Linked DNA regions of Homo sapiens: region 1 is linked to region 2. A link is a contact called in ENCODE Hi-C data. All regions are on one chromosome and are shown on one strand. Each heading gives the region's core, a stretch centred on a gene start or an enhancer-like site at or near the end of the contact. The rest is flanking DNA. Distances are from core to core; before and after follow the strand shown. Region 1 overlaps CASC15 (cancer susceptibility 15). Region 2 overlaps LOC105374971 (a long non-coding RNA gene).

Region 1 (4,643 bases), core at 1,382-3,881, 420 kb before region 2:
TTAAACTTTTCATAATTCAGAATATCTTAGAATAGATGAACATTTAATACTTTTCTCCCAATTTCCTTATGGACCCAAGAGTAATTATTTTCCTTAGATGGCTATGTACAGTCAAGCATGGCTTTTGTTTCCAGTATAAATTAATTTAAAATACTGTAATTTATGCATTCTCTTCTTTACATTTTGTTCAGTGTGGGGGTTATTACCCTTACCCCTCTAGAGAGCCAATTTACTTATTTTATTTTATTTTTGAGACAGAGGCTTGCTCTGTCATCCAGGCTGGAGTGCAGTGGCTTGATCACAGCTCACTGCAGACTTGACCTCCTGCACTCAAGCAATCCTCCCACCTCAGCCTCCCGAGTAGCTGGCACCACAGGTGTGTGCCACCATGCTTGGCTAATTTTTAAAATTGTTATTGTTTGTAGAGATAGGGGTATCCTTGTGTTGCCCAGGCTGGTCTCAAACTGGGCTCAAGTGGTCCTCCCATCTCAGCTTCCCAAAGTGCTAGGATTACAGGCGTGAGCCACTCTACTTGGCCCAATTTACTTTAATATGAGATTTTTCTAAACCTTAAAGGCTACCAGTGTAATGTTGTCACTTGATTGTCTTCTTGTAGATCCAGACTTTTAAGCAGGAATTAGGAATGTTATCTGTGAAGATTGCTTCTTTTCACTTACTGGTGCTCTACTGAAACAATACTATTTTCCTCCCTTTTCCTGGGTGTTTTGTCTGAGTACATGTGAATGTCAGAGTTATTTTCCCTGCCTTGTCACTGGAATCTGCAGCCAGCCTCCCTGATTGTGAATGCATCCATGCTGTACAGCTGGCGTCTGTTTCCTATTTCTATAGCCGTGAGTCTCTCAGGGCTTTTGTAGAGAGTACGGGTGTTTTATTACATTGCATGTCTTATATGTATGAGAAACTTAAAGGGCTTTGAGGATTTTCTTTTTCGGTATCTAATCTTCTAACAGCTCTCTGAGGTAGGTAGCAGGAAGTGTTATCTCCATTTTGCAGACGTTATAACAGAGGCATAGCACAACTTGATGTAGGCCCCACAGCAAATCAAGGGCTGAGTGGAAAAGGTCTCCCTAGTCTTTCAACCTCCACTTCAATGCACTAGTTGCCAGACAAGTTAATTTTAATTTTTAAAACCTCCATCCATTTTGGTTTTGCATGAAATGTTATTGTCAGCATTCAGGTGGTAGCAGTGCTCCAGTTCTAGTACTACCTTTCCCATCTTCTGCATCCTTCTAGAATCCCTTCTTGCTTGTCACGGTCACACACACTCATAAGTGTGTCTCTCTTTTTATGTGTGTATGTATATATGTAAATAAAGAAAATAAAAATATATACTCTTTCTTTAAAAAGAGTTTCTGTACAACATTAGGTTCTGCAGAGGGGTTGTTTGGTCTGGGGACTATATGCAAATATGAGATTTCTGTATTAGCAGCATATCTGATACTTTCCAACTAGTTTTTTTTTTTTCTTGTCAATCAAACATACTATGTAGATATTAGCTGTAGGCAAGGAAAGATTTAAAAATATAACCGACATGGGCAATATAGTGAGACTCTGTCTCTACAAAAAAAATTAAAAAAATTAGCAGGGTGTGGTGGCACATGCCTGTGGTCTCAGCTACTTGGGAGGCTGATGTGGGAGGATTGCTTAAGCCTGGGAGTTGGAGGCTGCAGTGAGCTGTGATCTCACCACTGCACTCCAGCCTGGGCAACAGAACAAGACCCTGTCTCAAAATAAATTAAAAACATATATATATAACCTATGACAATGGGAAACATAAGAAGTACTATAAAACTGGATATCAGATACTATTAATAAGTGAAATAAATGTTTTTACTCAGGTAATTCCTCTATGTGACTTATGGTATCCTCAAAGTGAGCTCATACTGTAACTTTCACATAACTTTCCGTCAAATGTGAAGATTTTTTTCTTCTCTCAGGGGACAGTTAATGCCTTTTGGTAAATGTAAAACTGTACTGCGAATGTCAGTTCCTGATCAGATTTGCCTGAGTCTCTAAAGGGAACATGACAAGGGGCTTTGTGCCTGCTGTGTAGGGTGTGTGGTAAGGCGTCTTTCTTCCTTGTGGCTGAATTTGGAATGCCCCGCTCTTTCAGTAAGTGCCATTAATTACACTATTGCTCCTAGAGCACTGAACTGCTCAGCAGGGAATTTCTCCCCACTTTCTGGAGTCTCTGGGGCAGTTTCCATTCATTGCTGTGGGTGGTGGTGAGGCACAGGCTCTGCACCAGCCGCCTGGCTGGAATCCGCCTGGAGACCTCTTTGTGATTTCCCTGAGCTGGGAGAGGGGATTTGGAGCACCTGGTGGGGGGATGCAGCTTGCCACCCTCGTCTTCGTCAGCCTCTCCCCTCCACCCCCTGCACTTGGGAGCACCACCCGGCAGCAGTGTTTTTGTGCCTTGAAACCTTTTGGAGCCGCTGGAATGGAGGCCACCCAGAGCTTCTGTGAGCAGCTGTAGCTGCAGATCTCCTATTGGCCAGAGCAGAGAATGTTCTTACTTATCTCCATTGAGCATGGGTGGCCGTGATCCCTCAGGATAATGCAATTTCTCACTGTCTGGAGGTGGAAGCTATTGTCCTGCTCTCCAGCTTGTTGTTTGAAGTCTTTTTGTAAGGCTTCCGGCTTCTGCTGACTCACAGACACACACAGAAAAACTCCCTTACTGGCTTGCTCCCTCCCAAGGCTTTTGAAATGGCTAAGGAGATAACAAACCTCCCCCCTGCAAGGGGGTAATAGCTTAAATAGTAAGTAGAAAGAACTGTTTTGTACATGTCCACAAAGTCTGAGAAACTTCATCTTCCTCTTTCACTGCTCACTCCGTTTCCTTCCTTGTCCCTTACTCCCCTCTTCAAAAGTTTTGGGCTGAGCCACAGGCCTAAATGTGGTTTGCATATGATTTTTACAGAGGCACAATTCACATCTGGGGACTTTTTCAGATTAACAAGTTGAAGGATGCCATCTTTGTTTCCCCTATGGAAAATTGCCATTTCTAATGAACATTTTATGAAGAAGCCTTCTTCACTTACCTCTCCCACTTGTGATAAACTGTAATTAAAATGTATGAAGAACTTGATTCATGGTGTATGCACCTGGGCTCTTTGTGGAGTCTCTCTTAGCAATATGCCGTGAGAACAGACTGGCAGTTGATGGATTTCTAAAGCAGAAAATCAAGCTTATTCACAATAGAAGCTTATAGTTTTAAAAACCACATGGATAAGAGGACTGTAGTTTTGCAAGATTTGGCAATCATCGATGAACCCAGTAGCCACAGTGACCGAGACTGAAAATGTAGAAGGCTAGCTTTCCTTCTTAATTACTTTTAAACTACGTTAGCAAATTCTCAGGGTCAGTGTGATAGTGATAGTTTCAATGCTTGATTATAGTGATTTTTTTTCGCATAATAATTTTCTTATGTTCCCGTAGCGTAACATAGGTCTTTTTATTAATTAAGGAGAAAGAGAAAGATTGTGTAGAAAGCATTCTTATGTGGTAGCATGTGTGAACTTCTTATAATTAGCAACATGTCCTCATTGCGTACTTAGAAAAATCCAGTGATATAAATCCTCTATTTTGTGCAGTCACTATTTACCCAACTAAATCATTTAACTGATAACATTCACACCTTTCTCCATGATATTTTAGAATAATATCAATGTACAAAAATAATCTCTGTCCTTTCATTGTCATCAGTTTATGAAAATACTGCCAAAGAGTTGGAAAACAAAGTTTTCTCATGTTTTACAACACAGCTCCCCTGGGCCACTGGGCCTAATTTGTTCTTACTAATTTTCAAAAGAGACTCCATCCTTTAGCTCCCCAGAAATATACAGGCTGTCCTAAAGAAGCCGCAGCCTGATACAGAAACTCTGCCAACTTCTAGGAAATGGAAGGTTCTGGAAAGTAGATCATTTTTCCCTCTGGTAGGAACAATATAAGTTTTAGACGTGGGTGGGGGGGTGTTGTGTTTGTGTTAGACATATATGTATACAGCTGCTAGTGCAAAAATCACAAACCTTTCAGTTTCCCTAAGGCTTGTCTGCAGCCCTTGTGCCTTGAATGCAGATTGTAATAAATAGAGGCAGTCTCTGGCTGGAAATGCCGGACATCTCTGTTTGAGTTAGAGCTCTTGTTCCAGGCGTCAGGGGATTAAGACAGAGGGTTGTTTTCTAGCTTGCCCTAGAGCCCCTGGGCCTTTGCGGATTGGCGTAGTTGCCTTTCTGTGTGTGCAGAATCTTGCCTCCAGCCTCCCACAGTGTGGGGAGAGAGAATAGGGAGAAGTGAGGGAAGGGAGGTAAATTATTCAACTTCTGCAAAATGTCAGGCACTGTGCTGGGTACTGTACATATATTTCACTGAAAAGTAAGTCTTTTATAAATATGGCAATGTAGAGCTTCAGAGATGGGATTTTGGAGCCAGACCGCCGAAATCAATGATTTTGCCAGGATTCAAATGATAACTTGGCCACTTTCGAGGTATAGGACTACTTGGTGCCTCAGTTTCTCCATTTGTAAAGTGGGGATAATATCAGAACTAACCTCAATTGTTTGTTGTTGGGATTAAATTGTAAAGTACTTAGAAGCGTGCCTGGCATGCAGTGATAGATA
Region 2 (4,840 bases), core at 1,270-3,769:
AACACAGCCCATGCTATGTAGGTCATGGCAATTGAATATATAAAGGTGGCCTGCTTCTCCGAGGAGTGATTCCCTTTATCCCGCACACCATCTCTGTGGGATATACATCAATTTACAGTGTCTTTAGTAGTTAGTCAAAGATTCATCTTCATCTTTCGGTAATGTTGAAGCGATTGTTTCATAGACTATGCCTATGAGAGAACAGCATACAACATTTAAGATGATTCCTTCAAAGAAATTTTACTGGCTTGAGAAAAGTTTTATTATATCCATGAACAAGGCCAATTAATGGTATTATCATGATTATATTGCATTTGCATTTATTTATTTGTCCTATGAGAAAGATCAGAGACATGTATACCAGAGTGGTTTTCTCTGTGTGGCAGGTTTATCACTGTTTCATTAATCTTTTGTGTAACGTTTTGAATTTTCCAATTTGGGAAAGTAAATATATAAGAATATATTATTAGAAAAATCAAAATATTAATTAAAATATTCTGGTTTAAGGTACACTTTGAGGACAAGGAATGTGTCTTATTTATTTCTAAATTCCTAACACTTCAGTACTCGGTGCTTGGGAGGTGGTAGGGGAAAAAATGTCAAAAAACCACATTTGATGAATGAGTGACTGAAGTCGGATTCAGCAGGTTGAATAGGGCCTCAGTTGATGAGACAGAACACCAGTGTTATCTTAAGGTGCAGTTATTAAAAAGCAGGAAATATTTTTTAATAGTTACTGTCATTCTTATTCTAAAATAAATAGCTACCTAGGAAACACTTTCATCAGACAGTTGATAACCATTGGATTGTCTCTTGCTCTTTTTAAAAAATTTGTATGACAAGCATAATTATTTCTGAATCCAGCATTTTCCTGTCATACTCTAATAAGTATACAATATAAGAGGGACTGTGAATAACCCAAAGAGAACCAAGGAAGCATTTATTCCTATTTTGATGAAAATTTCATTCCTTTCCTACAAGAAGTGTTCCTTGATTACTGCAATGACTTTTCTACTTAACTGTCTTCACTACCTATTGTCATTCAGCCAAACAATATGCCAAAATCATACTTTGTTTTCCATCTGTTCACTTTGGTGTGGTTCCCCCAGGCAGGAGTCATGGCATAGAACTTTATTTTTCTATCATAAAGTGGAAGCTCGTCTGTGGACTAACATGCATGCAGTGGCTTTGCTATGCATAGAGCATTCATGTGAGCGTTTTGCATGTGTTGGCTCATACCATTCTCTCAACAGCCACAGGAAGCATGTGATTCTTCTTCCTGTTTTCCAGATGAGAAAGCTGGACAGAGAGGTTAAGGATCTTGCCAAGGTCACATAGCTCATAAAGAGTAGAGCTACCTGGGTGAGGTGGCACAGCTACTTGGGAGGCTGAGGTGGGAGGACTGCTTGAGCCCAAGAGGTTGAGGCTGCAGTGAACTGTGATCATGCCACTGCACTCCAGCCTGGCTGACAGAGCAAGATCCTGTCTCAAATATATATGTGTTATATATACATATATATAAAACATACATAACATATATAACCTTGCCTGATGATATATATAGATATATATATCTATATATAGTAGATATATATCTATATATATATAGTAGAGCTTTGCCTCAAAGTCCCTTCTCTTAATCACAAGTTTATATAGCCTCTTTAATATTAGAAAGTGCTTAGCAATGTGTGCCAGTTGCTTAGAAAGAAGGCCCAGGTAACTCTGTGATTCCAAAATCATCTTAGACTATAAATGGAGAAAAGTCATAGTATTTCTGATATGTTTGATAGGAAACTTTGAAAGATTAGTTTTAGTTTAAATGAGAAATAACAAGCAAATGACAAGTTAGTTATTGTTTGAATTACTCAGGGGAATATGAGAAGCTGTACCTTTGGGATGAGTGTGTTTATGAGTATACATTACACCACCTGCTTGTGCTAGTGGGAGGAGTAAACATTTCTGCCCGCTTTTCTTAATTCTACATTTTGTTTTGGTTTTTATTTTGCAATTCTAGCAGATTTTAATGGATTAAATTAAAAAGCAACAGAAACAGTAAAGACGACCCTTATCTGTTTAAATCAGAAGGTAAGTTAGTGGGATATGAAGGCTTTAAAACAATACATGGAGTACAGAGAGTCTTGCCCAGCCTCTGCAGTTCCTGAGAACAGAGCAGTCAGTCTTTTAGGAAGTAGGCCCCCGTGGAGTTGAAAAATACTCTGAGGACCAGAATGTGACCTGGGAGGGTGGGCTTCAGTTCTTTCTTTCAGTTTTGTCCAACTCATATGTGCTCTCTGGGCCTAATCATTCTCCCTCTCTCAGCCTGAGTTGTCTTATCTGTCATTTGGGGAATTAATAGCAGGCTTTTCCTTGGAAAGCATTTTGAGCCCTTTCCCTGAAAGGTTTTAATGTCCCTGTTGTTATTAATATGACCGTATCACCGTTACAGGCCAGCCCTGACTTGGAATGGAAAAAGTGAGCCGACCTTGTCTGATGTGATTGTCGCCCTATGAGCCAGTCAGCTTGCTTTTATATGTGACCCTGATGGCCTCCTGCTACTCGACGGAGCTCAGCCTTTTGACAGCTGGCCCAGCTGGCCTAGTTCAGAGCAAAAGTGGGCCCTGCGGACACAACACGTTGAGGGCTTTTTGAATGATCCAGCTGGGGTGGGTCTAGGTTCTTTTTGTGCCAAATGGAAAATGAAGTCTGCGTCCATCCTAGGGAAGCACAGTGTGGGAGAGCATTGCACTCTGTTCTTCCCTTTTCCCTGAAATTCATATTTAGTCTGAGCTGCTGCGTTTATATCCTTTCTTACCTACCACTAACCACGAACATTTCCAAAGCCCGTGTACTTTGCCTGTTGGCTTTGAACCTTTCAGCTATGATGGAAACTTTATATTTTTATGTCTGCTTGGCTGAAACTGACTCCTCTGAGAGAGAAGACAGTAATTGCCTTTTGGGTGATTTCACCTCCACTAACTCTTTTCACATTCTTGGAGGGTTTTTGATAGAACCTGAAGAAACAAAGCCTGCATCCTGGGCTGCTTCAACATAAGAAGAACAGACTTCAATGGCAACAGCCTGTTTATAATCTCTTGGGCCCATTTCTGTTTTCATTGTCCTGTAGATTGAAGTGGATGTAGTGCAGAAAACAATAGCAGGATAATACTGTAATCCTCTTGGTTCTCACACGTGTTGCTCACTAGCATGCATTCCCGGGTGCATGTAAGAATCTTCCATCCTTATACCCACGGGTAAACAAAGGATCCCACGGGCTGTTGCCTATCCCTAGGGAATTAAAAACAAATGTATATACTATAATATTCCTGAAGATTAAGTTATTTGAAAGGCATTTTATTTTATAATCATGCAAATACATCTGTTCTTGTTTTTCAGGCTGGTAACCAGATCTCAAAGGGCCAGTAAATAATCCCTCTTTTCCTTTCTTCCTGGCTACTCTACCGGCTCTCCCATACCCTTTGCTCTTTGATGCATAAGATGAGATGGGCGGGTAATCAGGCACTGAAAATCCACAGTTGGCGGGGGTCATTTTTCATTTATTATTTCTTCTGGTGCCTTGACTTTGCCTGACTTTCCATGGTTAAGGAAAGGGGAGGGGAAGAGGTTGATGAGAAGGTCAGTCTATTGTGTTGCTTCTCAGTCTCGCGTATCTGCGCTTCCTAAGTCTGTTTACACTCTGAATCACTTGACATGCTGCACATTCTTCTATAAAATCTGGCTTTGAGCAGCAGTCTTCAAGCACTGGGGAGGCCCACTGAGTAAGATCTGAACAGCTGAAAGAACTGGGGGACACTTTTTTAAATGACCCGAAGCCTAGGAGAAGATAGCTTCCTCAATTAGTGGTAATCACTTGGAATGAATGATTCTGTAGTTTTTCTTTGACATAGACTAAGATATATAGTATGCATAATATTTGGAAGTGTTGTTTCTTTATAGTAATAAAGTTCACATAGGGTAAGTCCATTTCTGGTTTACTGAAAGGAAATGGCCATTATAAATGCTAAGCACTGCCTTTATTTGAATAAATATTACAAATGGTAGAATTAAATATTATAATAGACCTCTGGAGATGATCTGATTTATTGTTGGAACGCCAGTAAAATTACATTGAAGGGGTTTGAAAAGAAAGGGCCTTTATTTAAGACCACCTTAACATATTTTTCGTGTATATATATACTACAACTAAAGACTATTAGTAATTCATAAAACGTACCTACCTATTTGCAGATTTGAAAATTAGGATTAGTACTTGGTTCATGTTTTAGAACATAATCAAGTGCTATTGTAAGTTGATTTTAGGTATCAGGATTTGATGGATGTTAAGCAAACTTGTGATTAAAATGCGTTGTTGAGCAGTGAGCTGAGATCATGCCACTGCACTCCAGCCTGGGCGACAGAACGTGACTGTGTCTCAAAAACATGCATTGTTGATTTTTAAAATTATTAATAATGATGAGTAGACAGAAATTTCTAGGCAAAATGTCTTTTACAAGGAAGAAAATCATTGTGTTTCTAAAACAAATTTCTTTTAATCATTTAGGAGGTCATACATATCTGTATTACCTCATTATAAAATAATCCATAATTTGACTATTTTAAAAAATCCTTAACCCAGTCTAATCTGTCCAGAGTCATTACAGTCTGAGTACAAAAGAGTGACTTTTTACAAAACCTGGATCTTTTAGCTCTTTTTTTTTCTTTTTTTTTTGAGACAGAGTTTCGCTCTTGTTGCCCAGGCTGGAGTGCAATGGCGCCATCTCAGCTCACCACAACCTCTGTCTCCCAGGATCAAGTGATTCTCCTGCCTCAGCCTCCCGAGTAG

The links. A loop is a pair of places that touch in the nucleus more often than their neighbours do.
Region 1: a map of heart right ventricle shows a loop between it and region 2 (3-fold over the local background). The contact joins two enhancer-like sites. A Hi-C loop is called at or near these places in 2 of 168 maps with a recorded cell type or tissue (endothelial cell of umbilical vein and heart right ventricle).

The regions. Positions count from the first base shown.
Region 1 is chr6:22,023,225-22,027,867 of GRCh38, forward strand. All of the region lies in intron 7 of CASC15 (cancer susceptibility 15), which reads left to right. Among named protein-coding and RNA genes, the nearest start is that of NBAT1, 120 kb to the right of the region's middle. RefSeq lists enhancers at 2,717-2,886, 3,902-4,613. Within about 2 kb of position 2,632, at least 12 of the 41 ENCODE cell types and tissues checked have a DNase peak (open chromatin) inside an H3K27ac peak, as active enhancers do; they include endothelial cell of umbilical vein and heart right ventricle, where a contact is called at or near this core.
Region 2 is chr6:22,444,898-22,449,737 of GRCh38, forward strand. All of the region lies in intron 4 of LOC105374971 (a long non-coding RNA gene), which reads left to right. Among named protein-coding and RNA genes, the nearest start is that of HDGFL1, 120 kb to the right of the region's middle. Within about 2 kb of position 2,520, at least 6 of the 41 ENCODE cell types and tissues checked have a DNase peak (open chromatin) inside an H3K27ac peak, as active enhancers do; they include endothelial cell of umbilical vein and heart right ventricle, where a contact is called at or near this core.